Regions from separate parts of the Mus musculus genome. Here region 2 is linked to region 1. The links are chromatin loops, found by intact Hi-C in ENCODE. Cell type or tissue: gastrocnemius. All regions are shown on one strand. Each heading gives the region's core, and the rest is flanking DNA. Links, peaks and the distances in the headings are about the cores only.

Region 1 (16,231 bases), core at 1,003-9,002:
ATTGATGTCCTTTGGGATTCTATAGATCATCTTTAATTCAGGGCTAAGTAGAACTATTTGTTTTGTGTGCAATCAGGCCATTCGTGTGGAATGAAGACTGCCTGTTTCTGTTCCTACTAACCTCTTGCATTCCAGATCCTACTCAGCTTCTCCAACATCCTCTCTATTGTCTGCTTCTTGTCAGAATTCCTTCATTTCCATTAAGCCCTTTTGTACCGAATAGGAAATAAGTCCCCAAGCAACAACCCTCAACATGATTAAGTATCCTGAATTGGATAACATGTCTTTTGAAGGTTCCCCGTACTAGAGATCCCTGTAAAACAGGAATGAGTTGGCCCCATCAGATACACTGAAAAGCAAGGCCAGTGTCTCAGGTCTCCCTGCACCTATGTCCTGTGCTGGATGTACCATGAGCATTTCTGTAGTCTGCCAAGCACCCTGTGCAGGCGGTATCCTTGGATTCTGTGTCCCTGTATATAAATAGATTACAAAACTTCATTTTCAGATGCAAGAATAATTTGCCCCTGGACACCTAGCTAGTTAATTGGCAACCTGAAATCTTAACTCAGTCATCACACACCAGCACCATCCCTACTGTATCCCATCTGCAAAGGGAGATGGTGCATTTGAAAACTTCAATTAGTGCCTAGCACCTAATGGGCTCTTAGCCATTTTTTAAGTGAGGCACACAGTGGGACCTAATACATGCCTGTTCTTGGCCCCCTCTTGTTCCTTCCACACAGGCAGGAGGTATGAAATGAGGCTGGACATGTATCCTGAGTTCATCTCATGATCCATTGAGGAATGTCTCTCTAATCTGCAAGGCTAAGGAGCACATTGTCCATTTGAAAAAGCACTCCATCACAACAGACCAGCAAGCATTCTCACTATATCAACATTTTCTGCCTCTTGTCTATTCCCAAACTACAGTGGTCTGTTGCTAATACTGAGTTTGTCCTGGGGGTGAAGGTTTAATTCTTGGTTGAAAGATGGAATCAGGTACACAAATGAGAAATCTACGAACATTAGCACCAATGGGCCATGGTGCAGTGATTTAAGATCACCCAGCCCAGTACAGATAGTTCCTGTGAACTCCAACAGGGGTTGCATATATATATATATATATATATATATGGTAAGAATCAGCTCCAAGGCTAGGGACTTGTAGTCATGGCAGAGCTCAGAGGAACAAGCCACCATGTTTTGTTTTTGTGTTTGTTTTTTCCTCTCCACAACAATACTGCTGCCATCTTATGTCTAAGGTCTTGAACCTCCCATTTGGGTTGTCTGGCCAGGGAAAAGCAAGGTGCTGAGCTATGTACACTACAGTGCTGGACCCAGTGCCTTCTTGGATGCAACAGGTCACAGGGCTGGCATCTGGAACACAGCACAGGTACCAAGACAAGGGTAAAATCTTGTAAAGCAGCAGCAGAGATGGGCCACGGCCCTACAAGTGATCCTGTCAGAATAAGGACTGAGGTATTTAAAGCAAAACAAGTGGCCACATGTCCCACCTACCACCACCTATGGTTCCCCTGGGAAGGCCTTGGGCCTGCCACTACACAGGAATTTGCAGCAGGGTCTGCCATTACATGCCAGGGCTTAATTGGGATGGTAGGCTTCTGCACAAAAGGCAAGCGTCTTCCAGAGAGGACACAAGAGGCTATATGGAAAGACCTCTCCCCCTCTCCCCACCCCACCCCACTTCTCTCTAGCTCACTTGGGCAAACCCTGAATATGCAAAACCAATGGCTCTGGCCCCCAAATCCCCCCAAGACGCAGTCCAGATGGTCACCTGCTTCACTGGCTCAACCATAGCACCCTAGCCGGAATACTCAGACCCCGAGTAGCCACAGCTCTGCCACCACTGCTAACGCTCTACATTCCCCACAGCATCAGCGTCTGGACACCCGCGCTCTCCTTTGTGGTCAACACTGGTGCTTGGTGAGGTGCCGGCAGATCCACAGTGTTAGGCAGATGAGTAGGCTTCAAATCCTTTAAAAGGGAGGTCACATCACTTCTGGAATACTGGAGACTCCTGGGGTCAGCCAATAGGGTTCAGAGGCCTCAGCATCCTTTCCATAAAGGCTAGCCCAGGGCAGTAAGAAAAGCGCTCTCTACCCTTTGAGTCTTAAGCCAATCCATTGTACTAACTGACAACCCGCACCTAGGGAGCGTGCTCCACTTCGGTGCATACTAGGTAATTGGGAAAAGGGTCCCTCAAGACACCGGGTGAGTACTAGAAAAGGAAAACAGAATACACAGAGAAGACAGGCGCCGCAAGGAATGCAGGACCCGTCCTCCCTGCCACTCCCCTGCACCGGTGACCTGGAGTAGGTGACAAAATCAAGCACCCAAAGGCTCAAGCCAAGCCTCAGGAACCACAGGCACTGGTCACTCCAGGAACTGGGCAGCCCACAGGAAACATTTGAAAAGTAAACCACTCAATTAGCTGCCTCGTGGCAGATATGGCGAGGTCTTAGACTTCCTCTGCTCTGTGTGGTGGACAGCCCTGCTCATCGCTTCGCTTATCTAAAGCACCCAGGCTTAAGAGCAGCAGAAAAGATCATCTTACAGAACCCCCACAGCAAGCACTCAAAGCCCAAACTTGTTCTAGCTCAAAGAGCAAGAGGAGTCCAAGGCAACAAACCCCACCCACTGTCCCACATCTGCCTCAGCTGTGGCACCCTCTTCATACCCACGGCTCAGTAGTCGGCAGTTAGGACTGCCCTAGACGGCCAAACAAATAACACAAAGACAGACGTGAGGGCCAGAGCATGCAGGTGCTCTTCCTGTACTCACTGGGCACACCCTCAAAAGTATACAGATCCTAGGTCACCCACCAGTCATGTTCAGTTTGTCCCCATCTCTTAAATTGCAGATTCAGAAGCCATCAAAAGTCAGAGCTGGAATTACCTTGGAGGCTACTTGTTCCAACTCCCCACACCTTTCTTTTCTCCAAATGGCCTAGTGATGGGACAGGATGTCCCAGATGATGTGCAGACAAAAGCCAAGCTGGGTCAAGAACCCAGGCTATGAACTCGGGTCCAGTGCCCTTTCTACCTTTGTGCCAGCCCCCAAACTTGCTATGACAGTCACAATTGCCTCTGGAAAGTGAGGCCAGCTATGTTTGCCAGTCACTCTAGCATCTCCTATATCTCCCGTGTGAGGGATTTCCCCCCAAGTTCCCCTCATCTGCGTATGACCTCAAGTCCCAGGCTTAGTGATATGCCCTAACCTCCTGGTTTTATTATTCTGGAAATGAAGTGCTTGGTATTCGCCCTTGTCTTTCATAGTGGTTTCTCCCTTCTTTTCAAATAATAATAGTAATAATAAAAATCTGTCAACAAGGAAGTGGGTGGGGTGGCCACATCTTGGGTGGCCTGTGGGCTGTTTCTATTGGCCAGCAGCAGGTGCTACCCAAGAGCAAGTCCTAACTAGGGCAATAGATATGGGGTGTCTATGTGGGGTGCTCTACTCGGATGCTCTCTGGACTGTTTTTGCATTTAGTCTAGTACTTGTGGTCCCACGCTTCCTGGATCAACTACACAGAGCCCCCAGATGGTCTGACAGTGCTAGGGTGAGCCGTTCTGTCCCCATGAGGGGCACGGAGTAGGGATTGCCTCTAGAGGCCTCACTGAGACCAGGGACAGCTAAAGCAGCTGGATACCATTGAAGACAAGAGCCACATGGTGGCTTCCCTTTCACATCCACCATCTCTAGTCCTCCTGATGCCCCAGCCACATCTCCATCTGCTTCTAACGTGTGCTTTCGAAGCCTCGTTCCATCCCAGGAGCCCTGAAGCAGCCCACATGTGCTTTACAGAAGACAACTGAAGTCAGAGACTGGAGACAGTATTTTCAATCCTCCTGGCTGCATACCAGATGTTTCCTTCCCGGCGTCTGGCCCTCTCTGAGTGGTGACATGTTCCAGGGTCTTGGCACAGGCACCAGTCCCGGTAGCTCCGCTGCGGCCCCGCTCCCCTCTGAAGCTTTCATCTCTGTTCTGCAGCTAAGACATTGCCTTCTTTGATGCTCTGTAGCTGCAGCCTCTGATTCACAAGAGTTCTGCTGCCTCGACGGCCCCCAAAGCCAGCCCCTGGGACGGTCCGTGCTGTGAACAAGACCCCTGGCAGAGCCTCCTCCCCAAATAAGTTGATTTTGGCTTCAGCCTCAATGGCTTTAGCCAAGCTGGCTGCGTAACTGTCCAAGGATTTGTGTACTTCAGCTTTCACATGAAGAAGAGAGTTCTTGGCGGCCTCTGTGGGAGAAGGCAGAAAGGAAGGTTAGCGAAAAGGGATATGGTCTCTGCTGGCTTGCTACTCCAGAGAGAGCGGACAAGCGAAGATTACAGGTATGGATTTTGACATCAGAGTCCCCAGGCTAAAATCTTGGACTTCACACAATTTACATCCTGAGAAAGGCCAGACATTTTCTAGTTTAGTTTCCTTGACTCTAAAGAGAAAAGATTCACACGGTTACTGTGAATGAGTAAATTCTACCCTAAATGTTTTAGCTTTTACGTCTTCAATAGAATTTTCCTCTTGTAGCTCCTGGGTTCAACAGCCTAGGCTGTAAGCTTGCACAGACTCAAAGGCCATGTCTCCTCTCCATTTCCCTCAGAGGCTCCTTCACTGTAGAAAGCCTCACATTTAGAAGCGATGTCAACAATTCCACCATCCTGGGAAGGATTAGGAGCCGTGACACTACACTGAATGGAAAAGAGGGACAGAGGTGGCGCCTAATGACCAAACCTGAGCACTGGGTCACAGACCGTACTGCCTAAGCTCTCGGGGTCTCTAGGGGACCTTCTCCCCTTATGTTTTCTGGAGAACAGGCAGTTTGTGCCCCACTCTCCAGGAAGGAAGTGGAGACCTTAGCAGCACTAGTTTGCTCCCTACACAGCATAACTGTCATCCCCTGCTCTAGCACCTTGCTCTCAGCACCCAACCAGCAGAGGGCGCTTCCAGCCCACCCGTAGGACACAAAGGGGCAGGCTGGGATCGGCGTGAGAGGTCTGGGAAGGAGATGGACTTGTTGTCCAGTAGAAGGGGAATGTAAACTCTCAAAGCTGCTGGCTAGCTCTGTATTGAATCTGCTTTGCCAGAAAAGTAGATACTTACTTACCATCCTCTCTGAGCTCCTCTCCCACCTCTCCCCTCACGCTGCAAGGGAGTGGAGCAGGGCAGAGGGAGGCTCATTTGCATACTCAGCATTTACACCTTAGAGCCCCTGGCTCCAGCAGACTCAAGGTTCCTTATACCAGTGGCTATTCTCACTTGGAGACAGGAGAAAAAGAGACTCCTTCCTACACAGGAGTGGCTCCCCTTGGCTTGTCTGGAGTGGAAACTAGCCCCAGGTCCCTAAGCATCCAGGATGCTCTGTGTTAACAGATAAGCAGGAAAGCCCAGTCAGTGGGCTCCGGTCCCTGCAGGTTCCAGGGCCATTCATCAGGATGGCAGCTTGGCCTGCACTCACAGGGCCATATTTCCACTGTCCGTCAGAGGGGACGGGCTAAGAGGACAGGATCAGATTTATAACTGGATACTATCCATAAAGGGGAGCAACTACTGTGGACTAGGGGGCACGGAAACTATTTCATCCAGTCAGGCTAGTTCCTGAGAAAGCTGGGAATTGTTTTGAGTTCTCTCTCTGTCTCCCTGTCACTGTCTCTGTGTGTATCTGTGTGTGTGTTTGTCTGCATGTGTGTGTCCATAACTGTGTGTGTGCCTGTGTATGTATGTGTGTGTAGGTATGTCCTTGCTGTGTGTTCATGGAATCTGCTCTTTATGTGTGTGTCTATGTGTGAGTTTGTGTGTGTGTACACGTGTATGTGTATTTGTGACTGTGTCTATGTGTATGTGTGTATATGCATATGTGACTGTGTGTGTACTGGCTAGTTTTGTGTCATCTTGACACAGGCTGGAGTTATCACAGAGAAAGGAGCTTCAATTGGGGAACTGCCTCCACGAGATCCAGCTGTAAAGCATTTTCTCAATTAGTGATCAAGCAGGGAGGTCCCCTTGTAGGTAGTGCCATCTCTGGGCTGGTAGTCTTGTGTTCTATAAGAAAGCAGTCTGAGCAAGCCAGGGGAAGCAAGCCAGTAAGGAGCATCCCTCCATGGCCTCTGCATCAGCTCCTGCTTCCTGACCTGCTTGAGTTCCAGTCCCGACTTCCATTAGTGATGAATAGCAATGTGGAAATGTAAGCTGAATAAACCCTTTCCTCCCCAACTGCTTCTTGGTTATGATGTTTGTGCAGGAATAGAAACCCTAAGACAGTGTGTCTGAGTGTGTTTGTGTGTGAGACTGTGTGTCTATGTGTGTGAGTGTGTGACTACATGTATGTGTCTGTGCGTGTATATATGTATGCGACTGTGCATGGTTGTGTGTATATGTCTCTGTGTGTATCTGTGTATGTATGTGTGCAATGTGTCTGTGCTGTGTGTGTGTTCATGGTATCTGCTGTGAGTGTATCTGTGTGTGTTTGTGTATGTGTACCTGTGTATGTGACTGTGTGTGTTTGTATGTGTCTGTATGTGTGACTGTATACGTGTGTACGTGTGTGTGTGTGTGTGTGTGTGTCTGTATGTGTGACTGTATACGTGTGTACGTGTGTGTGTGTGTGTGTGTGTGTGTGTGTCTACAGCTGCATTTGTCCCACCTTGGATGCTGCTTGCTATGAGTCAGATGCCTCAAGTATCCCTAGTGGGGCTGCAGTGATGGGAAGGAGGCAGAGGCGATGAAGTCTTGGCACGTTCTGTGGTAAGAATGAGGCTAGGATCCCCTCCTTGCCCACGTGTCTACTGAGACACTCCCATAAGCCAACCTTTGATCTGTTCCACTTCGTCCTCAAATGTCACGGAGCTCCTCCTCTTGGGTGGGCAAGTGCAGTGCTGGGGAGGGTTGTCCTCAGAAGTGCCATCTTCCAACAGCATCACATCCGTCCCTAAGGCAGGCAGAGGATGCACATGTATCTACAGCACCAAGGCCTCTTCTTCCCTCTGTCATAACTGATGACCCTGGCCCCGAGCCTTCAATACCAAAAGCATGTCCAGCTGCCTGTCCTGAAGCAGATGCCCTACAAACAGCGTGGCTGTGTCATCCATCCCTGGGTTTCACAGACGGGAGGAGCTGCCACACCATCGGCTGACCAGATAATCTAGTGGACAGCACCTGAGGAGCAGCACCCAAGTCACCCGAGGTTGTCCCTCCTGCACACAACCACCTCTGCCTTGGCTTCTGTTTCCTGTTACCTTAGGGCACATGTGTCCAGGAACCCTTGGTAGGATAGGGATAGGACTTGTAGCCGGCACCTAGATGAGGCCATCAGTCAGAAGAAATCCTGTCTTCCCTGAGGCTGTCCTCTCCTCTGGTACCCAGAGGGCTGCACATTGTATGGTGTCTTAGGAACCTTGGGTCATGAGGTTCCTTCAACCTGTGTCCCTCTTCTGTGGTCGGAGGGAAAGGCCGGTCTCTGCCATTCCCCAGTCGGCTTCCCCAGAATAAGACAGTAGAGTTCCAGTCTCTGACATCTGTCCACTAAGCCTTGCCTTGCCCAGAGCCAGGGCTTGGTTCTGATTTCACTAACAGGAGAGATATCTCCTACCCTAGAGATGACTTTTCCAAAGCTCCCAGTGAGCTTTGGAATGAAGGCTCAGCTCTTAAAGGCTCACGACCAAAAAGACAAAAGTTCCCAGGGGTGTGGAAACAGAAGAGCTTGGAGTTCACTGCCTCGCTTGCTGCTTGTCTGGTGATTTGAAACCACTCCCTCTATGGCCTAGAGCATCAGCACGCACCAGCTCCAGATATGGCCAGGTGCCTCACCAACATAAATCTGTGAATAAGGTGAAGTGAGCTTCCTGTCTCTGACCATGTTGTCCCCAATCAGGGCCACTCAGCCAACATAGGATCTGGCCACCATGGCTCCCCACAAACACAAGGAGCAGGTTCTAAAGTTAGGAAGCCAGTAGCAGGAAGGAAGCTGAGAAACAAGTGGGTGGAGTCTAGGGCCTGAGCGGTCAACGATAGCATAATTAGTATAATTATTATATAATTAGTATAGTTTTTCACATTTTAACTTTTCAAAGGCTTTCTCATACTTTTCAACCTCACACCATGTGATGGGGAGAGAAGGAGACAACGGGCCCATTTAATAGAGGAGAAAACAGAGGCGTGGGAAAGTTGACAGGCTGGAAGCTGTGGCAGGAAACCTAGCTTCTGCCTCTTACCATCTCCCCTCCACAGTCCTCCACAGCCCTCCACAGTCCTTGGGGAGTGGCTGGTCTCCCAGCAGCAGTTAACACAGCCAACTTACACAAGTGAGGGGTTTTCAGGGTTTTTACAACCTTACCTGAATCCTGAGAGTAGCTGAAGCCTGTGTCACCGGTGCTGCTGCTGTGTCCCAGGGACTGTCCGCCTGCCATGAGCGCCGTGAGATGTGGGGACAGACCCAAGTCTGAAAAGCAAAGTTGGCATTGGTAGAACGGGCTTCCTGCTGGGCAGCTGCCTTCCCAGCTTCTGGCCCCCCGCTGACCTACCAACTCCTTTTTGAATTCTGTCTCTTGGAAAACTCACTCCTGATCCACTGGGAGACAGATATCCCTGGGTGCTTTCCCCGGATTTTGACCCTTGTTTCTTTCCCACAGGGAAACTTCCTGAGCATGTCAGAAACCAAGACAGGTGAGGAGAAAACTTAACAGCCATAAATAGTTCAAAAGCCTTCCCAAAAGTGGAGTCTGGAGAAGGTGCAAGGATAAAGACGTCTGTCATCTGATGGGTCTTTGTCTGTGCCATCCCATAACAGAAGAACAAAGACAGAGTGACCTGAGAAAGAGAACTGAAGTTCATGCAGGGACTGGAAAGAGCCTCCTTCTCACCAAGGGCGCTAAGGCTTCGGAGCTGCAGGCCTGGGAGACTGCCCAGTGGTGGGCGCCACCCACCATCTCAAAGCAGCTCGACCCCGCCCCAGCTCTTCCAGTCTCAGCAACCCCTCCCCAGTGTCGGAGGAGCAGAGGGGGTGAAGCAGAGGCTGTGGCACTGAGACGCAGGGGGCAGAGGCCGCTGAGAGGCTACAGGAGAACTCTCCTCTGGAAAGCCAGCCAAGAAAGCTGTGTGGGCGCTGAGAACCGGGCGCCTGTGGGATGACGCATCTGGTTCACCCCACAACAAGGAAGCCTGCCGGCCTCACCTCAGAGGCTTCCCAGCTAAAGGGATAAGCGGGCCCTCTACACAGCTATTATAGTCAGTTTCCTTAAGTACAGCTATGAGGCTGGAGAGGTGGCCTAGAGGTTAAGAGCACTTGCTACTCTTACAGAAAGTCTAGGTTTAGCTCCCAGCATACACACGGTGGCTCAAGACTTTCTGAAATCTCAGTGCCAAGGGATCTGATGCCCTCATCTAGCCTCTGACAGTGCCAGGCAGGCATACGGCATACACACACATACATGCAGGCCAGCCACTCATATTCAGTCATACAATGAAAGCAAATAAATGAAGAGGAGGAAAAAAGGGAGAAAGGGGGAGGGAGGAGGAGAAGGAAGAAGAGAAAGAGGAAGAAGAAGAGGAGGAAGAGGTTGAGGAGGAGGAAGAGAAGAAGGAGGAGCAGCATGGTTTTGGTTTAATCCTGAGTTTGGCCTTTTGCTCTCTGGTCTTGCCCTCCCTGACTCCCTTCCGTTAGGGGATGGCACAGACAGAGGCCCATCAGATGACAGTGCTGTGCTCTAAAGACTTCCAACCATAGTGTCTAAAGACTCCATGCATAGTGGTGCAGACCTTTAGTCCCAGCACTAGGGAGGCAGAGGCAGAACTCACAGGTCTCTGTGAGTTCAAGACCAGCCTGGTCTAGAGTGAGTTTCAGGGTAGCCAGGGCTACACCTGGGGCTGGGGGGAGAAGGAAGGAACAGGGACTTCCAGCCTTCCAAATCTTAAGTCAAGTATAAATAGCCTAATAGATTTAATGGGCACTATGGTTGAATGTGCCCTTTAAAAGTTCCTCTGCTGTGGGCTGGAAAGATGGCTCAGCAGTTAATAGCACTGAATGCTCTTCCAGAGGTCATGAGTTCAAATATCTCTTTTGGTGTATCTGAAGACAGCTATAGTATACTTATATATAATAAACAAATACATCTTTTTAAAAAAAAAAGTTTCTCTGCTGCGAACTTAATTCCCAAGACAACTGTGTTGAAAGGTGGGGCCTAATGGACTAATAAGAATGGCCATGAGGCTGGAGTGGTGGCCCAGAGGTTAAGAGCACTTGCCACAGGGCTGGAGAGATGGCTCAGTGGTTAAGAGCACCGACTGCTCTTCCAGAGGTCCTGAGTTCAATTCCCAGCAACCACATAGTGACTCACAACTATCTGTAATGGGGTCCAATGCTCTATTCTGGTATACTCACATACATAAAATAAATAAATAAAACCTTTAATTTTAAAAAGAGCACTTGTTACTTTTGGAGAAAGTAGCATGATTGCTCAACACCTTTTCTATAGTATAAATCACTGTTCACTATAAACCACCTAGTCTCCATCACTTTGAAATAGTAATAGAAATCAGACTAAGATAATGGCCTACCATAGAGAACAATATTCTCCTGCAAAAGACTCTAAGATAGGAAAAAGATTCCTCTTTAATTAAATCCTGGTATTTCTGAGACTTCAAGGTGGTAAAACATACTGTATACTCTTCCCTTTCTTCCTGAGAGCAAGGAGGGAATGGTGGGGGTAGTGTGACACACACACAGCGCAGCCACCTTCTCTCAGAACCATTCACATAAGCAGCTGTCAGTTTGCCTGGGGTTGGTTACAGGGCTGAAACTAGAGAAGACCCCAAAGTCTCCCTGTACCTGCTTATTGGCCTCTGAGCATGGCTATGCTCAATAGAGGGCCTGATTCCACAAGTGGAGCCCCTCGGGGACATCTCTTGCCAACTGGGATGGTGGCAGCCACAATGTTTGGATACCAGCTCTGAGGCTGGCAGCACAAAGCCAAGAACTCGTGTTTTGGTATCCTCTAGTGAGAGCGATCCTTCGAGCCAGACCACTGTGGCTCAGCTGCAAAGCATTTCCCTCCAAAGAGTAGACACAGCTACTCTTGAGATTCCACAGAACACCACCATTTCCCACGGGAATGGGACACATCTAACCCTTCCAAGGAAAACGCACAGAAGGCTAGGCCCAGCGACCAGGTCTGTTCATGCACCAGGTAGAAGGCACTTGTGCATTTTAGAAGCTGAAGAGCAGGGTGGGATTCTGAGGTGCAGCGGGAATTGAACTAACACGAAGACCTCGTGATGCTGCAGGAAAGGGGGGGGGCTTAGAACAGGAAAGGGGGAAAACTCAAAGGCCTCAGCATCACTCCCCACCCCACCCCACCCCACCCCACCCCACCCCAGACCTCCCAAGAAGGCTGTGACCTGCTTGCTTCCCAGGCTTTCCGGAGTGACTGACAGATGGGACCCTCCTTCTCTGGAGATAACTGGAGAGCTCTGTCCTCAGTCAGGGGACTTCCTCATCTGAGACGCCGGGGATCTGAGCAGAAGGATGTTTCCTTCTGACCCTTTATCCTGGTCTTTTCTTTCCTCCCTCGGCCGAAGCCCCATTTCAGGTGTGTGCTCCCGTTCAGCATTAATTCAGTACTCAGCTCACCAATCCCACTAGGGACCAACCACCACTCCGTGGCACCCCACCCACCTTAAGGTGGCGCTCCCTAGCAGCCTCCAGGTGCCCTGGAGATCCCTATTCCTACAGAAACCCCGCCCACCCAGCATGGAAATCTGCTAAGGGGACCTCACAAGCAAAAGGGCTTGGTGGCTCAGTGACAGCTGGTGTCCCAGAGTCTGAGGTGGACAGACTAAGAAAAGTAAAAGCCAGTGCTTATGAGTGAATGAGGCTCTGCACGAAGTCACCGCTGTGGTGTGCTTGGGATGTTCTGGGCATGTGCCGGATTCTGTTTCTGCCTGTGCATGTCTCAGGAACAATAATAATTCTGCCTACTGGCTTCTTAGGTGTCAACTTTTCATATGCTGCACAAATGAAATTATACAAAACCATGCGGGGGAGGGGAGGGTGTTCCATCTTGTCAGCCATCTTTTGTAACCCTGTGAATACTCGGGCACTTACCTTCCCCAAGGGTAAAGAGCAAGTCTGAAAGCAGATTGGCGATGAGGGAGGTAACCTGGGCTTAGGAATCGGTTGCATTTCAAAGCCCTGTGTGCAGAGGGCAATTCTGGTGAGCCTGACTGAGACAGGGGACTGCACGGAGGTTCAGGGTTGCCCCTCCAACAGAAGAGGATCAGGAAGGGGGTGGGTATTCCTGGCTTGGATGGCCATGAGTGTGTGCCTGGGATAGAGCCATATTCTGTCTCACTCCCTAATCCCTAAGGTACTAATGTGGCTGACCAGTCCAGTCAGGGCCCTCAGAGAAGAGCAATGGCCACTCCCCACGCCCGGCTCTGGAGTAGCCAAGGATTCAGAACCCATCAGCCCACAAGGCTGCTTCTTCCTGAATGAGCCTCAGGCCACCAATGGCTTTGGGTTTGCCAACCCAGCCACAACTGGAGCTTTCCACTGCTCCCACAGCTTGCTAGTCCCTTCCAGGACAATCAAGCAGTTCGCACAGTAAACCGTGGCCGCGACCTAGAGGCTTCGTTTTGCTCTCTCTACCCTTTCCTTTCTCATCCTCTGCCCTGGTTGTTTTCCTTCTTCCTTAGTTTCAGCGGAAGCGAAAGCATCTGCCATGCCTTTGCTAGGAAGATAACTTATTATAAAATCTGAGCCAATAAGTTCACCAACAAAATGGAGCCAAACACTGAATGTACCTTCCGGCTCCCAGGTCACACTTGGGAACATGAGTTTGTAAGTGGCCAGGGGCGGGCACTTGAGACTAATGGAGACACTGATGGTTCTCCTTCCTGTGCGCAAAAGGAAATTTACCGGGTCTCCCCTATCCAGGAATAGTTCTCCCCCAGTCCACAAGGTAAATCAGTTAGCCGATGCTTGTAACAGGCACACGGACAGAGCATCTTGTCATCTCTGGCCCTGAGTGTCCATAGGCAAAAGGGATCATGTCTTTTGCCCTCTTGAGGGTGAAGGTGAAGGATCTGTTTCCTGAGAGGAGAAACTAACTAGGTCTGGCAAGAAGTGAGAGCTACGGGCTGAAGGAGGTGCACTTGAAATCTCCTTCCAATAGCCTAGCTGGGTGATGGCTTCCTCAGCGTGGCTCTAAGATCCCAACCATGCCCCCTCCAGAGCAACAGAACCACACCTGCAGTGAGCAAGATGCACCAGGACATGCTAGAGCCAGGGGGGGGGGGGTCAAATCTCAAGGAAAAAGAGGAGATTTCCAGTCTTAAAGCATCTCCTCCAGCTTACATGCTAATTACAGTGGAATCCGCAGTGGAGGCAGAAGGCTGACAGACCACACCCAAAGCAAGAGGTCAAGGTAACTCAGCCAGTAATAAGATAGGCTGACTCTTGTGCCCCTCACCTGAGGCATGAACAGGATCCTACCAGTCCTGCAGCATTCTGACCCAAAATATCCTATCTCATTCCCAGCACCAGATTTACTCAGGAGCACTCTACAAATGGCCTGACCAACCCTTTGTAGAAGTGTCTGTGTGGAGCTAGGATATTCTGTGCGTGGGGCTCTGGGGCCTGTCTCTTACTGCAGTTATGTAGGTTGATAACACTACGAGAGGCTCCCCCCATATTATGTTTCCAACTCTTCTAAACCTGAAATTATATGAGACGAAAAAACTGAAAAACATCTAACCTCTGATTAGCGCAACTTCTCTGGGGGCTGCTGGAAGGTCTTGTGTGCGGGCGTGCATGTGTGTGGTGTGTGTGTGTGTGTGTGAGAGAGAGAGAGAAAGAGAGAGAGAGAGAGAGAGAGAGAGAGATGAGTGTGTCCCACCAGATAGAGTAGCCCTGAACACAGGACAATGACACACTGAAAGAAGGCTATGGTTATGGTTTGGCACTGGTACACTGGCCTATGCACACACCCACATAAAAGATTACCAAGGACTATCAGAAGAAACCACTGGCCTGGAGGGGAAGCTCAAGGTGACAAGAGTTTGGGAGGAGGGACAGGCTGAGTGATCCAGTGAGGTTTGGAAGGAGCATCAGAGGGAGGCCACACGGAAGGAAACTGTTTACCAAAGGAGAAGGCAGCCTGGCCCAAGGCTCTGATTCTTCCTTCTGCCAGAAGCCTCCTGCCAAAGCCGGGTGTGGTGGCGCACGCCTTTAATTCCAGCACTCAGAGGCAGAGGCAGGCGGATTTCTGAGTTCAAGGCCAACCTGGTCTACAAAGTGAGCTCCAGGACAGCCAGGGCTATACAGAGAAACCCTGTCTCAAAAAACCAAAAAAAAAAAAAAAAAAAAAAAAAAAGAAGTGGGTATCCCCTCCAGTCCTTGAGGCCCCGGCTACAGTTCCAGAAGATCAACTTCTAAATCACAAGGTCCCTGTCTCATTCTCCAGGGATGGGTACCAGGGGCTATTGTGTCCTCCTCCTTCTGCAAACTCCTTCCACAGCTAAGTGGTGGAAAGCGGTGTGGGAGTCACTGTGGCTACTCCAGTGTGGCTCTTCACACAGGACTTCTGTACCTTCAGCCTTGAGACCACAGCCACCCTGACACTGCCCTTAGCCACTGGGAAGGACCCCGGGTGACATCTGCCTGAGGTGTGAGGGTCTTTTTCCTAGTTACCTGTGATCCTGTTGGAAATGCTGAAGAGCCTGGAGGTCCTCTGTCGCTGCACAAAGGATTCCCGGTAATAACGGTCCCCAAAGCACATGCCCAGGAGCTCCTTGCGCACAGTCTTGTTCCAGAGTCCGTAGATCAGAGGGTGGCAGATGGCACTGGTAAAGGACAGCCATGTGGCCCAAGTCTCCAGGGTTGGGGAGACACAGTTCTTCCCCCAGAGTGCCTCTGAGGTAATGACAACCATGTAGGGGCCCCAGGTGACCATGAAGGCGCCAATGACCACCAGGATGGTGATGAGGGCTTTGCACTGGTTAGCTGAATAGACCACTCCTTGAAGGGCATTCCTCCTACTGCCGGAGGAGGAAGTGGAGGTACTAGAATTCTTCCTCCCGCTCCTCTGAGAGTCCTCCTCCACAGTGACCACCGTGCCACAGTGCACCTTTCGGGCCTTGACCCTGGCCACCCGGAAGATGAAACCGTAGCACACTAGCATGATGAGAAAGGGGAACAGGGCACACCAGATCTGCCAGAAAATGGTGTAGCCGGGTTCCTGGTGCCACGCGGCCACACACATCCACTTGAACTCATCAAACTCCACCGATGACCAACCAAATAGGGGCGGCAGACAGCCAATGAGAGAGTGGAGCCAGATGTAGACGAGAGCCATCACAGCTCGGTTCCCTGTGATCTTCATGGGGTACACCATTGGATACAGGACGGCGTAGTAGCTAGAAAAGAAGACAGGGAGGGGAGAGAGGAATTATCCTAATCTGCTTTCTATGCTGTGATAAACACCAGGACCAACCAAACCAACATGAGGAGGAAAGGGTTTGCTTTGCTGTTGCTTTCTGTATTGCCTTTTAAAAAACATTTAGACAGGGTCTCTTTAGCATGCAGCTCTGGCTGCCCTGGAACTCGCTATATAGACCAGGCTGGCCTTGAACTCACAGCAATCCACCTGCCTCTGCCTCCTGAGTGCTGAGAGCAAAGGAGAGGACCTGCGTGTCCAGCTTCATGACTCTTTAATTACTGTATCCTTTCCCTCGTTCCTCTCCTCCCCAACCCTGCCCTGTCTCCCTGGGCTCCATAGACATCACATAAAGATGGAACTCATCTACTCAGTTTATGGTTTTAATCTATGCTACTATCTAATAATAAAAAAATAAATAGCACCTGCCATTAACATATCTAAAGATACTAACTTTCTTTTGATTTTTTTGGTTTTAGATTATTTTATCTTATGTACATGAATATTTTGTCTGGATATATGTATATTCACCACATGTGTGCCTGATGACTGATGAGGGAAGTCAGAAGAGGGAGTCAGAGCCCCTGGAACTGGAGCTACAGACAGTGGTGAGCTGCCGTGTGGGTGCTGGGAATCGAACCTGGGTCCCCTTGAGAACCCTCAAGTACTCTTAGCCACTGAACCATCTCTCCAGCCCTAATATTTTTTTAAATAATAGTTTTGTCATAAAGATCTGGCCAAGCTACTGCGAATCCATCTTGTTTTGATGGGGTAGATGAGCTAA
Region 2 (15,541 bases), core at 4,741-12,740, 69 kb after region 1:
GAAAGAGATGCCCATGAACATACAAGAAGCCTACAGAACCCCAAATAGACTGGACCAGAAAAGAAATTCCTCCCAACACATAATAATAAAAACAACAAATGCACTAAATAAAGATAGAATATAAAAATCAGTAAGGGAAAAAGGTCAAGTAACATATAAAGGCAGGCCTATCAGAATTACACCAGACTTTTCACCAGAGACTATGAAAGCCAGAAGATCCTGGACAGATGTTATACAGACACTAAGAGAACACAAATGCCAGCCCAGCCTACTATACCCAGCCAAACTTTCAATTACCATAGATGGAGAAACCAAAGTATTCCACGAAAAAACCAAATTCACACATTATCTTTCCACGAATCCAGCCCTTCAAAGGATAATAACAGAAAAAAAAAAATACAAGGATGGAAACCATGTTTTAGAAAAAGCAAGAAGTATTCCTTCAAAAAACCTAAAAGAAGACAGCCACAAGAACAGAATGCCAACTCTAACAACAAAACTATAAGGAAGCAACAATTACTTTTCCTTAATATCTCTTAATATCAATGGACTCGGTTCCCCAATAAAAAAACATAGACTAACAGACTGGCTACACAAACAGGACCCAACATTTTGCTGCTTACAGGAAACCCATCTCAGGGAAAAAGACAAACACTACCTCAGAATGAAAGGCTGGAAAACAATTTTCCAAGCAAATGGTCTGAAGCATCAAGCTGGAGTAGCCATTCTAATATCTAATAAAATCGACTTCCAACCAAAGTTTTCAAAAAAGACAAAGAGGGACACTTCATACTCATCAAAGGTAAAATATTCCAAGAGGAACTCTCAATTCTGAATGTCTATGCTCCAAATGCAAGGGTAGCCACATTCATTAAAGAAACTTTAGTAAAGCTCAAAGCACACATTGCACCTCACACAATAATAGTGGGAGACTTCCAGACACCACTTTCATCAATGGACAGATCATGGAAACAGAAACTAAACATGGACACAGTTGAACTAACAGAAGTTATAAAGCAAATGGATTTAACAGATATCTACAGAACATTTTATCCTAAAACAAAAGGATATACCTTCTTCTCAGGACCTTATGGTACCTTCTCCAAAATGGACCATATAATTGGTCACAAAACAGGCTTCAACAGATACAAAAATATTGAAATTGTCCCATGCATCCTATCAGATCACCATGGACTAAGGCTGATCTTCAATAACAACATAAATAATAGAAAGCCATCATTCACGTGGAAACTGAACAACACTCTTCTCAATGATACCTTGGTCAAGGAAAGAATAAAGAAAGAAATTAAAGACTTTTTAGAGTTTAATGAAAATGAAGCCACAACATACCCAAACTTATGGAACACAATGAAAGCAATTCTAAGAGGAAATCTCATAGCTCTGAGTGCTTCCAAAAAGAAACTAGAGAGAGCACACACTAGCAGCTTGACCTCACACCTAAAAGCTCTAGAACAAAAGGAAGCAAATTCACCCAAGAGGAGTAGATGGCAGGAAATAATCAAACTCAGGGGTGAAATCAACCAAGTGGAAACAAGAAGAACTATTCAAAGAATCAACCAAACAAGGAGCTGGTTCTTTGAGAAAATCAACAAGATAGATAAACCCTTAGCTAGACTCACTAGAGGGCACAGGGACAAAATCCTAATTAACAAAATCAGAAATGAAAAGGGAGACATAACAACAGATCCTGAAGAAATCCAAAACACCATCAGATCCTTCTACAAAAGGCTATACTCAACAAAACTGGAAAACCTGGATGAAATGGACAAAGTTTTAGACAGATACCAGGTAACAAAGTTAAATCAGATCAGGTTAATGATCTAAACAGTCCTATATCCCCTAAAGAAATAGAAACAGTCATTAATTGTCTCTCAACCAATAAAAGCCCAGGATTAGATAGGTTTAGTGCAGAGTTCTATCAGACCTTCAAAGAAGATCTAATTCCAGTTCTTCACAAACTGCTCTACAAAATAGAAGCAGAAGGTACTCTATCCAATTCATTCTATGAAGCCACAATTACTCTGATACCTAAACCACAGAAAGACCCAACAAAGATAGAGAACTTAAGACCAATTTCCCTTATGAATATTGATGCAAAAATACTCAATAAAATTCTCGCTAACTGAATCCAAGAACACATCAAAACAATCATCCATCCTGTCCAAGTAGGTTTCATTCCAGGGATGCAGGGATGGTTTAATATACGGAAATCCTTCAACGTAATCCATTATATAAACAAACTCAAAGACAAAAAACACATGATCATCTCGTTAGATGCTGAAAAAGCATTTGACAAAATCTAACACCCATTCATGATAAAAAGTCTTGGAAAGATCAGGAATTCAAGGCCCATACCTAAACATGATAAAAGCAATCTACAGCAAACCAGTAGCCAACATCAATGTAAATGGTGAGAAACTGGAAGCCATCCCACTAAAATCAGGAACTAGACAAGGCTGCCCACTTTCTCTCTACCTATTCAACATTGTACTTGAAGTTCTAGCCAGAGCATTTCGACAACAAAAGGAGATCAAGGGGATACAAATTGGAAAGGAGGAAGTCAAAATATCACTTTTTGTAGATGATATGATAGCATATATAAGTGACCCTAAAAATTCCACCAGAGAACTCCTAAACCTGATAAACAGCTTCGGTGAAGTAGCTGGATATAAAATAAACTCAAACAAGTCAATGGCCTTTCTCTACACAAAGAATAAACAGGCTGAAAAAGAAATTAGGGAAACAACACCCTTCTCAATAGTCACAAATAATATAAAATACCTTGGCGTGACTCTAACTAAGGAAGTGAAAGATCTGTATGATAAAAACTTCAAGTCTCTGAAGAAAGAAATTAAAGAAGATCTCAGAAGATGGAAAGATCTCCCATGCTCATGGATTGGCAGGATCAATATAGTAAAAATAGCTATCTTGCCAAAAGCTATCTACAGATTCAATGCAATCCCTATCAAAATTCCAACTCAATTCTTCAACGAATTAGAAAGAGCAATCAGCAAATTCATCTGGAATAACAAAAAACCTAGGATATCAAAAACTCTTCTCAAGTATAAAAGAACCTCTGGGGGAATCACCATGCCTGACCTAAAGCTGTACTACAGAGCAATTGTGATTAAAACTGCATGGTACTGATATAGCGACAGACAAGTAGACCAATGGAATAGAATTGAAGACCCAGAAATGAACCCACACACCTATGGTCACTTCATCTTTGTTTGACAAGGGAGCTAAAACCATCCACTGGAAGAAAGACAGCATTTTCAACAAATGGTGCTTGCACAACTGGTGGTTATCATGTAGAAGAATGCGAATTGATCCATTCCTATCTCTTTGTACTAAGGTCAAATCTAAGTGGATCAAGGAACTCCACATAAAACCAGAGACAGTGAAACTTACAGAGGAGAAAGTGGGGAAAAGCCTCAAAGATATTGGCACAGGGGAAAAAATCCTGAATAGAACAGCAATGGCTTGTGGTATAAGATATAGAATTGACAAATGGGACCTCATAAAGTTGCAAAGCTTCTGTAAGGCAAAAGACACGGTCAATAAGACAAAAAGGCCACCAACAGATTGGGAAAGGATCTTTACCTATCCTAAATCAGATAGGGGACTAATATCCAATATATGTAAAGAACTCAAGAAGGTGGACTCCAGAAAAATCAAATAACCCCATTAAAAATGGGGCTCAGAGCTAAACAAAGAATTCTCACCTGAGGAATACCAAATGACTGAGAAGCACCTGAAAAAATGTTTAGCATCCTTAATCATCAGGGAAATGCAAATCAAAACAACCCTGAGATTCCACCTCACACCAGTCAGAATGGCTAAGATCAAAAAATCAGGTGAGAGCAGATTCTGGAGAGGATGTAGGGAAAGAGGAACACTCCTCCATTGTTGGTGGGATTGCAAGCTTGTACAACCACTCTGGAAATCAGTCTGGCGGTTCCTCAGAAAATTGGACATAGTACTACTGGAGGATCCTGCAATACCTCTCCTGGGCATATATCCAGAAGATGTTCCAACTGGTAAGAAGGACACAAGCTCCACTATGTTCATCCCAACCTTATTTATAATAGCCAGATGCTGGAAAGAACCCAGATGCCCCTCAACAGAAGAATGGATATAGAAAATGTGGTACATTTACACAATGGAGTACTACTCAGCTATTAAAAAGAATGAATTTATGAATTTCCTAGGCAAATGGATGGACCTGGAGGGCATCATCCTGAGTGAGGTAACCCAATCACAAAAGAACTCACATGATATGCACTCACTGATAAGTGGATATTAGCCCAGAAACTTAGGATACCCAAGATATAAGATACAATTTGTAAAACACATGAAACTCAAGAAGAAGGAAGACCAAAGTGTGGACACTTTGCCCCTTCTTAAAATTGGGAACAAAACACCCATGGAAGGAGTTACAGAGACAAAGTTTGGAGCTGAGTCGAAAGGATGGACCATCTAGAGACTGCCATACCCGGGGATCCATCCCATAATCAGCCTCCAAATGCTGACACCATTGCATACACTAGCAAGATTTTGCTGAAACGACCCTGATATAGGTCTCTCTTGTGAGGCTATTCTTGGGCCTAGCAAACATGGAAGTGGATGCTCACAGTCAGCTGTTGGATGGATCACAGGGCTCCCAATGGAGGAGCTAGAGAAAGTACCCAAGAAGCTAAAGGGTTCTGCAATCCTATAGGTGTGACAACAATATGAACTAATCAGTACTCCCCGGAACTCTTGACTCTAGCTGCATATGTATCAGAAGATGGCCTAGTCGGCCATCAGTGAAAAGAGAGGCCCATTGGTCTTGCAAAGTTTATATGCCTAAGTACAGGGGAACACCAGGGCCAAGAAGTGGGGGGGGGGGGGATGGGGGGCAGGGCATGGGGAACTTTTGGGATAGCATTGGAAATATAAATGAAGAAAATACCTAATTAAAAAGAAAGAAAGAAAATGCCTTACAGCTGAATTTAGGGAGGCAATTTCTCAACTGAGGTTCCCCTCCTTTCAGATAACTCTAGCTTGTGTCAAGTTGGCATAAAACTATCCGTGCAGCCAGCACGTTCTAGAGCTAATACACTGTAAGGAGAATGTCCAGTATAGAGGAGTCGGCAGCTTCTTCTGAGACTGTGGGTTCAACTTCATCACAACCCTGCCGCGTAAATCTGATGATCAAGGCAATTTTCCAGCCTTGCTCTGTGAAGACATCTATCTCATCCCCCTAAAAGCCTATACGTTTTGCTACATGTAGAAATGGACCCTTCTAAAGTCACAGAAACAAATCAATATATCAAGGGTATTTTGCCTAAACTAAAGGAAAAAATCACTGAAGAAATGGTTGGTTCATATTCATCAGGACACATAGCAACCTCCAGAAAACATTCTTTCTTAAATCTTACTTTTATTTAAAAACTCATTTGTGTAAGTGTGTGTGTGTGTGTGTGTGTGTGTGAGAGAGAGAGAGAGAGAGAGAGAGAGAGAGAGAGAGAGAGAGAGAGAGAAAGAGAGAGAGAGAGAGAATACAGTACCCATGGAGCCATGGAGTCCAGAAGAGGGTGCCTGCCAGATCCCCTCGAGCTGGAGTTACAGACTGTTGTCATTGTGAGTTGCTGGACTTAGGTCCTCTCCCATAGCAGCAAGTATTTTTAACCACTGAGCCATCTCTCATCTCCAGTAGAGAGATCTCTTGTTTAAGTTGGCAATAGATAAATGCTGAAAAGTTTGTTGTTGTTGTTGTTTTTTAATCTGTTTTAACTTTGTTCTTTGACTCTAACATGTCCCCCCTGGGTTTCTGCAGTAAAGGCTGAGTATTCAGCTTGGGACCAAGAGGAGGTGGAAATTTCATAAGAACGGGGGCCTTAGGTTAGGTGCAGCAATGGGGCCCCATAGTCCCTACTACTTGAGGGTACTAAGGAGAGGGTGGGTTCAATTGAGTCTAAGTGTGGGACCCCATCTCAAGAACAAATCAAAGTATAAAGGGATGGTATCTAGTGAGGGGCTCTTAGGTCACTGGGGCTCACCCCCCAAAGAAACCTGTGGTGCCCGAATCCCTTCTTTTTCCTTTTGGCTTCTCAGCTACTCTGAAATGAAAGTCTTCATTCCTCTTCATGCTCCCGCAGTATGGTCCTAAAGGCCCAAAGCAATGGAGGAAGCCAGTTGGTTATGAACTAAAACTCCAAATCTGAGAAGCAAAAGGAACTTTTCTTCTCTGAGTCGATTCATCTCAGATGTCTGTCTAACACAAACTTCAAATAGTAATTCCTGACTTAGTTTAGAACCAGACAAGAAGAAAACCTGGTGTAATGGGAGACAAGTCCTTCCCAGCTACCTTACAATTTTCCTTGGAGTAGGCTCTCTCTCTCTCTCTCCTGTTTGATATTAGGTGTGGCCAATGCTAGTTGGAAGTTACCCCTGGCCATCCACCAAACTGAAATGCAAAGACCACAGAGTATTTATTTTTCCCAGGTAAAATTAGGAAGTTTTGGAACCAGTGCTCTTGCAGGATGGAGAAAAAAAATCATTTTTCTTCTTTTTTAGGATATTAAACTTTTTGTTGTCCTGTATTCATTATTTATAGAACTGGATTTCATAAGGACGTTCCCTTTTTTAAAAAATCCACTATTCATGGAATTGTATCACATAAGGACATTCTTACATGAGGACACACATTGAGCATACTTCCTCCCACACTCCTCCCTTAGGCCCATTGGCTCTTGAGTTCACTTCTATCTTCATGTCATATGTACATACATACATGAATCCATTTTTCCAATGCAGCCCTGAACCTTGGAGAAGGTCTCTTTTTCCACGGGCCTTGTTCAGCTTTAGAACTCTATATCACGATGCAATTAACATATCAAATTAACAGCTTTCTTTAAATATTTTTAAATATTTGTTTAGCATGTTTGCATGTTTAGAGAGAGGTCCGTGTGTAACCGGCAGAAGTTGGCTCTCCCCTTCCTCTGTGTTGGTTCTGGAGATCAAACTCAGGTTGCTAGGCTTGGTGGCAAGCTCCTTTACCCACTGAGCCATCTCGCTGACCCTAAATCCACAACATTCGATTATTGCCATTGGTTTTTAAAATATCCTGTCATACACCTACCTTTTATTTATTTGTATGTGTGGGTGGGTGGGGGAGGGAGGTGTCTTGCATGTGCCATCAAGAAGTATGTGGAAGTCAAGAAGACAACTGTACAAGTGGGCTCTCTTTTTGTACCACGTGAATCCTGGTGATGAACCACAGGTCCTCAGGCTGGGTTTTTGTAAGAGCATCAAGAAGAAAAGACAGACAACAGGGTTTACAGGGTCGAGTAGTTACAAGGAATGAATGGAAGCAGACTGAGTTTTTTTCCTTTTTCAGTCCAGTTAGGAGCAGCTAGGGAAACAAGGTTCCTGGTGGGTAAAATTAAATGTCAAGAGATGGTGAACATCGAACAGCAAACAACACCTTGACCTGCTAAGCCATCTCACTAGTCCTTTAAAGGACAGATTGCGGTATTAGAGGAAGTCCACCCCTTGAAGGCTGAAGATCTGGATTTGAAACATGACTCTAATCCCAACTTGCTGTTGGGCAGTGGAGATGAACAATCAAGACCCTTTGAGACTGCCTAGGGATAAAAAACAAAACAAAACAAAACAAAACAAAACAAAACAAAACAAAAAAACCAAACAAACAAACAAAAAAAAACTCAACTCTGCTTTCACTGAGCCCTCCTGGAGAGCTAAGGAAACCCTAATCCGAAGCAGGCGGCCCAGTTTTCCCCTCCTGGCCAGTGCAAGGAGATCAGGACTGAAGCAGAAGAGGAGGTTGGAGGTGGAAGTGAAAGGGGTGGATGGGATGGAAGAGGAGGGCGCTAAGGGGGTCCCAGGGCTGGGGGGAAGGGGAACAGGTTGGAAAATCTTCCCGAGGTAATGAGGTCACGCCTAGGGAGACAAGACTGAGACAAGAAGTGTTGAGAGACAGCGAGTTTCCCCCACTCTCCCGTGATGGCCACAGGACAAGGCTGCGACCCATCAGCTGTGACAATGTACAGTCTTCTTTCATCACCTTAAACTCGAAAACCATGTTAGCCATAAAGCTGGGCCTTCTCTTTAGTTCTCTGTATTTGCCCTTGGTTTGGGAGAAAATAGTGACGAAAAGGGTTTTGTTTTGTATTGTTTTTTGTTTTTTCGTTTGTTAGGTTTGGATTTTTCCACCTCTCTTTTCATGCCAAGAGAGCAGATGTCCCCTAGTGGCCAAAGTTGGATCTGCAGAAGCCACATTTTGTGGCTTGGGGCCGAGGTTCCAAGTGGTGAGCAAAAGCTGCCCTGGGAACCACTCTGGGAACTTTGATGGGAAATGGAGGCAGGAAGAAATAAAGGAAAGGATAAGAAGCAGCAGAAGATGACCGGGAAGGCAAACAAGAAGGGACACATGTAGTGCCAATATGAGTGCAAACAAAACAAAACAAACAAACAAACAAAAACCAACAACAACAACAACAAAAAACCCTTCTAGTCCAATACAATGTAATAATGTCTTTCTCTTTCCTGAAGCTTTAGACTCACTGAATATTTTAATGCTATGAATGATAGAAACTTCACAGAGTAGCATGTGGTGGTTCATGCCTTTAATCCAAGCACTAGGAACACAGAAGCGGGTAGATTTCTCTGAGTTTCAAGCTAGCCAAGGCTACCAGTGAGATCCTGTCTCAAAAAAAGGAAAAAAAAATGTATATATTTGGAGAAAAAATAATATTACTGCAAGAATCATTCCAATTTCAGCTTTGGTGATGGCCCTATGTCACACAGTATGTATAGACTTAAAACTGAATTTAAAATATTTTGTTGAAAATCACTTCTCGGGCTGGAGAGATGGTTCAACGGTTAAGAGCATGGACTGCTCTTCTTAAAGGTCCTGAATTCAATTCCCAGCAACCACATGATGGCTCACAACCATCAATAATAGGATCCGATGCCCTCTTCTGGTGTGTCTGAAGACAGCTACAATATACTCATATAAATAAAATGAATACATCTTTTTTAAAAGGTGATAATTAGAAAGAGAGAAAGAAAGAAAGAAAGAAAGAAAGAAAGAAAGAAAGAAAGAAAGAAAGAAGGAAGGAAAGGAAAGGAAAGGAAAGGAAAGGAAAGGAAAGGAAAGGAAGAAAGAAAGAAAGAAAGAAAGAAAATCACTTCTCTATTGTAAGGCTAAATGTGAAATGTCCCATTATGGATGGCCTCCTGTGTAACTAGGCTAACACCAAAAAACTATGAGAAAAGATAGCTTAATTTTTTAATATTTATTTTATTTAGTGTGTGTGTGTGTGTGTGTGCCTGGTGCCCACCAAAGTCAGCAGAAGGGGTTGGATTCCCTGGAACTGGAGGTACAGATGGTTGTGAGTCACACGTCGGGGCTGGGACTCAGATCCAGATCCACTCAAGAGCATTGACGTCCTGAACTGCTGTGGCATCTCTCCAGCCCAAGGTAACTGTGGCCAGTGAGATGGACAGCTAGTAGGACATAACATTTAAAGTTGAATTGTGTTTTTCAGGATGTGTGTGCTACTTACACAGGCTGTTGGATTATGAGGAGAAATGTTTACAATGGAAGCCTTTGGTAAGGGGAGTTCCCATGAAGTGGCTGTTCCTTGCCCATTACACATTTCTTCACCAACCCTGCAGTGAAGGGGTTTTTTCTCTCCTATTCAAAACTTTCACATAGAACTTTGAAGTGGCTGTCACGACTGGGTCCTAACACCTGTTAAACAAATGTTTCTGTCTGTAGCTTATCCTCAGAATAACATGTTCTGCATATTTGTTTGCACTTTTACTTTTGAGAAGAAGGTTTTTTTTTTTAAATAAGGCCTAGACTATCCTCAAACTCATGATCCTCCTGCCTCAGCCTTGAAAGCGCTAGGATGATAGGCCTGTGCCCTCATATTTAACTTTCAGACTAACATTTAGAACCAGGGCATCACACCCTCAGGAACTAGGGAAAATATATATTGCCTTAGCTATTGGAAAGCAGCAGGCAACAGGGATGACATTAAAATGCATATTATAGGCCCAATGCCCCAGGGAGTGGGCACTCTTTATGTCTTTATATATCTTATACATGGAGAATTAGACCATTGTCTTCACAGGAGAATTGGACGGAAGGGGAGACCATCATTACTGTGTTAAGAAAAGTAAGCCAGATCTAGAAAGATGAAACACAGCATATTTTCTCTCATGTGCAGACTCTAAGGAAACAAAAGTAGGAAGAGGACTGTTGGGACTTATTTCAAAAACAAAACCTTCTTCCCAAAAGTAAAAGTGCAAACAAATACGCAGAACATGCTATTCTGAGGATAAGTAGACAGCAGGGGAGTAAGAGTGGATAACAGGGAGGTAAACATGATCAAACACGTTTTCTATGCAGATGAAAATGTTAGAATAAACACGTTATTCTGTATAGTTGATATGCACTATTAAAATACTTAAAATATAAGAATACTCCAACAGTACATTGAAATTTAAAATGTAGACTGTACAACTCTAGCTATGATGGTGGGTTAAATATATAAACATATAAGTATTCAAGTGGAATGTTCCAGAAGAGGGCAAAGACAAGGGAAAGTTGAATTGATTTTTATGAGACGAAAAACAAATTTCTTCTGAGATTTTTCTGATACATATAATTATCATTGTCTAGAGCCTTTTGCTTTAACAGAAAAGAAAGGAGCTAGCCTGTGTCCTAGCAGGAAGAAAATGTTTCTGGTGTGGATCCTAACTCTTGTGGTCTTCAGGAAGAGACTTGAACGCCCTAGGCTCTAGGAAATGGTACCTACCTTAGAGGTAAAGGTCTGTGGGTAGCCCTCATGGACCAAGCATATGAGAAATGCTAAACAGTGGCCAGGCTTGGTGGCACGTGGAAGGTTGAAGCAGAAGGAACTCGAGTTTAAGGCTGACCTGACTACAGGGCGAGACCATGTCTCAAAACAATCAGCGCTGGCGACGTGACTCAGCAGCTAAAGACCCTTGCCAGCAAGACCTAGTTCAATCCCCAATCCCACATAAAGGTAGACCTAGAGAGAGCTGCCTCCACAAAAGTTTAGGACAGACAGACAGACAAGCAGGCAGGCACATACACACACACACACATACGAATGATAAACAAGCAGACAGTAAAATAAATGTTAAACATACTCATGATATATTAATTTATGAAAATATTAATTTTTATTTTGAGCTTTACTACTATGGATTCCTTCAGCAGAACCCCAGCAGTCTGTATGGCTCTCTTGGCTGACCGTAGCTGACCACTGCCTCTGTTCCTTTTCTAGCCTTGTGAACAACCTCAGCTGTCTACTCCTGAATACTGCAGATTAGCACTTGGAAGGCTTCTTTCCTTCCTTCTGTGTGATTTAACTCCTGCTTTGCCTTAACGCAGACACTGTCCATGCTCTTCCTTTTCTGACACTAGGCTCCACCCCTTTTTCTGAGCCCCTGAGGCACGCCCCTTGTTCTCTCCTTGATCACACATCTGATGTGTGTAAGTGGCAGACACGCCAAGGGATGTGGATAATTTGCCCTTACAGAGGTGATACACATGGATTGTTCTATGTCTTTGAATACATACACATCTCCTTTCCTAACTACCACTGCCCACTCCCCAAAGTCAAAAGTAATGTCTTTTACATCACTCAAGCAAACCTCTGAGAATGTACTTCTGGTCTTCAGGTTACCACTTTCCAATTACAATGCTGATAGTATAGGCATGTACTACGGGTGGGCTTTTGTTTGTTTTTATTTTTATTTTTGTTTTGTTTTGTTTTTAAGGCAGGGTCTCTCATATAGTTCTGGCTGTCCTGGAACTCACTGTGTGGACCAGGTTGGCTTCCAGCTCACAGTGATCTACCTGCTTCTGTTTCCAGAGTGCTGGGACTAAAGGCATGTACCAGCACACCAGGCTGGGTGCTTTGTTCTTTGTTTTAAGGTGGGGATTTTTCTACACAGGCTGGATTATAGATGCTTACCACCATATCCATCTTTTACAATATTATCTGCATTGAGCCAGGCATGGTGGTTCACACCTTTAATCCCAGCCTTTGTAAGACAGAGACAGGCAGATCCCTGTGAAGTTGAGGCCAGCATGGTCTACATTGTGAATTCCAGGACAGCCAGCCCTACATTGAAAGACCCTGTCTCAAGCAACAACAAAAGGAACATTATCTGTGTTGGTGCCTTGAATACAAAGGCAACGTGGACAAGCTGTCCTGGATGAGATGCAGTCATTCAGTCAGGCATCCCTTCCCCCCTCCCCCTTGTATTTACCTTCGAATGCCCCATGTAATAATTTTAAAGTGGCTGCTCCTGGGCATTATGGCCCATCTCTACCCACAATCTAGTACCTGTCTGTATCCTTAATCTCTCCCCTCTTTCCTTAATCTAGCACCCACCAACCAACTTCAGACACCTAGGAATGCCTGGTTCCTGTTCAGGAATGCCCAGAACAATATGGTCTTAGCGAGATGGCTGACTGTGAAAGGCATGAGAACCTAGGACTTCTGTATGAAGTGCTTACCTTGGACACCATTCTTTAGCTGTTCTTGTAGCCCTGTTTGCCCTGGAACTTGCTCTGTAGACCAGGCTGGCCTTGAATTCACAGAGATCTGCCTGCCTCTGCTTCCCGAGTGCTGGGATTGAAGGCTTGAGCCTCCACCTTCACCACCGCCACCACCACCCAGCCTGAGTTATTCTTAAGATGCTAGTGAACAAGGACCTGAACTCACGGGGTTTCCGGAGCACTGTGGGAGGGGTCGAGCGCACACTGTATCTTTTTGAGATGACTTTTACTATTATAATCCAGAAGCAGGCTTTTAAAAGTCAAAGTGCAGCCGGGAGTGGTGGCACACGCCTTTAATCCCAGCGCTCAGGAGGCAGAGGCAGGCAGATTTCTGAGTTTGAGGCCAGCCTGGTCTACAAAGTGAGTTCCAGGACAGCCAGGGCTAAACAGAGAAATCCTGTCTCGAAAAAACCCAAAAAATAAAAAAATAAAATAAATATATAAAATTAAAAAAAAAAAAGTCAAAATGCAGCAGTCCTGCTGACTCAGACTCCAGTCACCACACACAGTTCTGTTTTGTTTTGCATAACTGTCCTTGAAACAACCTCAGCTTGCCCTCAGAGAGTTTATTAGCGTTTAGGGAGGGAAGAGGCTCTTATACCCTGACACATCTTGACGGACCTGGTTTATGGCCAAGCTTGAGTAAGCACCCTAGCTTTCCAACACCCTGACAGTTGTTTAGGGAGGAACCACTATCGCTCCCAGAGGATTTTACACCAGATGTGCTTTTAGTGGGCGAACAGAACTATTTCTTGGGGGGGGGGGGGGGATAGTTAATTGGAAAGAGATGGGAGAATAACATGATAGGACAGTTAAATTGACTCCCTAATTGTGCCTTTATTAGGAAATGCTTATTAAACTGAATTAGAATTATACAAAAGTCAATTAGTTTTGATTCTGTTAGGAAAAGATAATCGTTTTCATGTTTATATAATAATGGAGTCCAATATCATCTGGGCCTCTTATTTTTATTCTGCAACTTGAGACGGCCAGTACATTTCCCTGAAGCCATGTGACGAGACAGGGTTTCTCTGAAATGGATGGCTTCTCTTTCTGCTTCACTAATGAGCCCATCTTATTTCCAAGTAGTGCCACAAGGGACAGTCAGGGATAGACAAACTTAGATGAAGTCAACTTCTGCTCTTCTCTCGGCTCCTGACAGCGAGAGTCTTTCTTGTGCATCCTCTCTTCCCCCTAGAACATGTGAGTTGCCTGTATAAAGGCACTGGCCACCAAGCCTGATGACACCAAGCCTGATGACACCAAGCCTGATGACCTGAGGTCAGTTCTGGGACCCACATGATGGAGGGAGAGAGACTCCCTCATGTTACCCTCTGGCATCCCAGCACTGCTCGTGCAGGCTCGTGTCTCCATGTGTGCCTACACACACTAAACAAATGCAAGAAGACGTAAAGAGTGGATGGGAATCTCAGATCTCTGAGTTCCACCCTTGTTTGCTTCATGGCAGAGAATCTGCATGTCTTAGTCAAGGTTTCCATTCCTGCACAAAACATCATGACCAAGAAGCAAGCAAGTAGGGGAGGAAAGGGTTTATTCAGCTTACACTTCCATGTTGTTGTTCATCACCAAAGGAAGTCAGGACTGGAACTCAAGCAGGTCAGGAAGCAGGAGTTGATGCAGAGGCCATGGAGGGATGTTACTTACTGGCTTGCTCCCCTGATTTGCTTAGCTTTTTCTCTTATAGAACCCAAGACTACCAGCCCAGGGCCGGCACCCCCCACACTGGGCCCTCCCACCCTTGATCAATAATTGAGAAAATGCCTTACAGATCTCATGGAGGCATTTCTTCAAGGGAAGCTCCTTTCTCTGTGATGATTGCAGCTTGTGTCAAGTTGACACACAGAACCAGCCAGTCCACAGCATATAGGAATGAATGTGTCTTTTCTCTCTCCGTGCCTGATGCTTTGATGCCTTTGCTTACGTGACATAAACATTTTCTGTGTGCAGGTGTCCGCCTTCTCTACTTACTGCCCCGACTTCAGTCCTCAGGGCTGCGATGCCTCTTGTGGTTGGCTGTAGGGCCTACATTGTTCTTTCCACAACCTAGAGCACCCCAGCTAGGTTATCGTTAAACTTCTCTTGAGGGGATGTGTCCACATCCCACAAACTGCCTTGACCCTCTGGGACCTTCTAAATCCAGCCTGCTCAGACACTAGTCTGTTTATTCCCTTGATTTGTGGGTGAGTGATTGTTATATATTCACAGTCCCTAATGGGTTTGGAAATACAAATATAAAGAAGAAAAAAATGTCTGTGTTGCATTAAAGAGGAATTTGGGGAGAATTTTGACAATAGATTTATTCACTTTAATGAGGAAATAAGTGGAGGATTGGGAATTGTTTGAAATTGTGAGGGGACTGAGAAGTATGTGGCGGTAAGTGAACATCAGGAAGTAGATTCTGGGCATCACAGCAACACAGGCTATCACAGTGACACAGGCTATCTCAGTGACACAGGCTATCATCACAGTGACACAGGTTATGCAAACTCAGCCCCTTGGAGTTGTGCTTTGGTTCTGTGGTGCCTGTGGAAGGTGAAGCCATGGTGTTAAAATGTAAGGAAAGGATTTTTTTTGATGGTCCTTCCTATTTTGACATGGAAAGCTGGATAAAATATTCTTAACTCTGGGTCATCATATTTTCATCTGTGTATGTTAATCCAGTCCACATTTTTCTGTATGTAGTTATAGATGCTCTTTATCTCCATAGAAACCAGCCACCATGGGAATTCTGAAAGAGAAGTTGAGTTCTGGCTTTTCAAGATATTTAGAGGGCTGTCTGTGCCCAAGCCTTTCTCCTACCAGAGTTTGAACAGGAGAGATGAATCTAATTTAAATCTCCTTCACAATTATTTTATTTAAAAAATAAATTAAAGGCCATTATTAGGA

Evidence for each region. A loop is a pair of places that touch in the nucleus more often than their neighbours do. Peaks named below come from ENCODE experiments on the same cell type or tissue, not always from the same donor. Only the 100,000 strongest peaks of a DNase experiment are listed, where the experiment ranks them.
Region 2: it touches region 1 in a loop (16-fold over the local background); 18 of 42 quality-filtered maps call a loop at or near these places.

Annotation. Positions count from the first base shown.
Region 1 is chr1:165,309,465-165,325,695 of GRCm38, reverse strand. Gpr161 (G protein-coupled receptor 161) reads right to left here. Exons shown (of 6, transcript NM_001310429.1): 3 at 14,703-15,427; 4 at 8,352-8,456; 5 at 6,828-6,947; 6 at 1-4,260. The coding sequence ends at 3,995. Among named protein-coding and RNA genes, the nearest start is that of Gpr161, 22 kb to the right of the region's middle. In gastrocnemius, for the core only: a CTCF peak has its summit at 4,943 (motif pointing right); DNase peaks (open chromatin) are centred at 4,010, 4,964 and 8,453; H3K4me3 peaks cover 257 bases; H3K27ac peaks cover 408 bases.
Region 2 is chr1:165,244,973-165,260,513 of GRCm38, reverse strand. It overlaps a transcript of Tiprl not described here. Among named protein-coding and RNA genes, the nearest start is that of Tiprl, 16 kb to the right of the region's middle. In gastrocnemius, for the core only: a CTCF peak has its summit at 8,276 (motif pointing left); a DNase peak (open chromatin) is centred at 8,293; H3K4me3 peaks cover 309 bases; H3K27ac peaks cover 447 bases.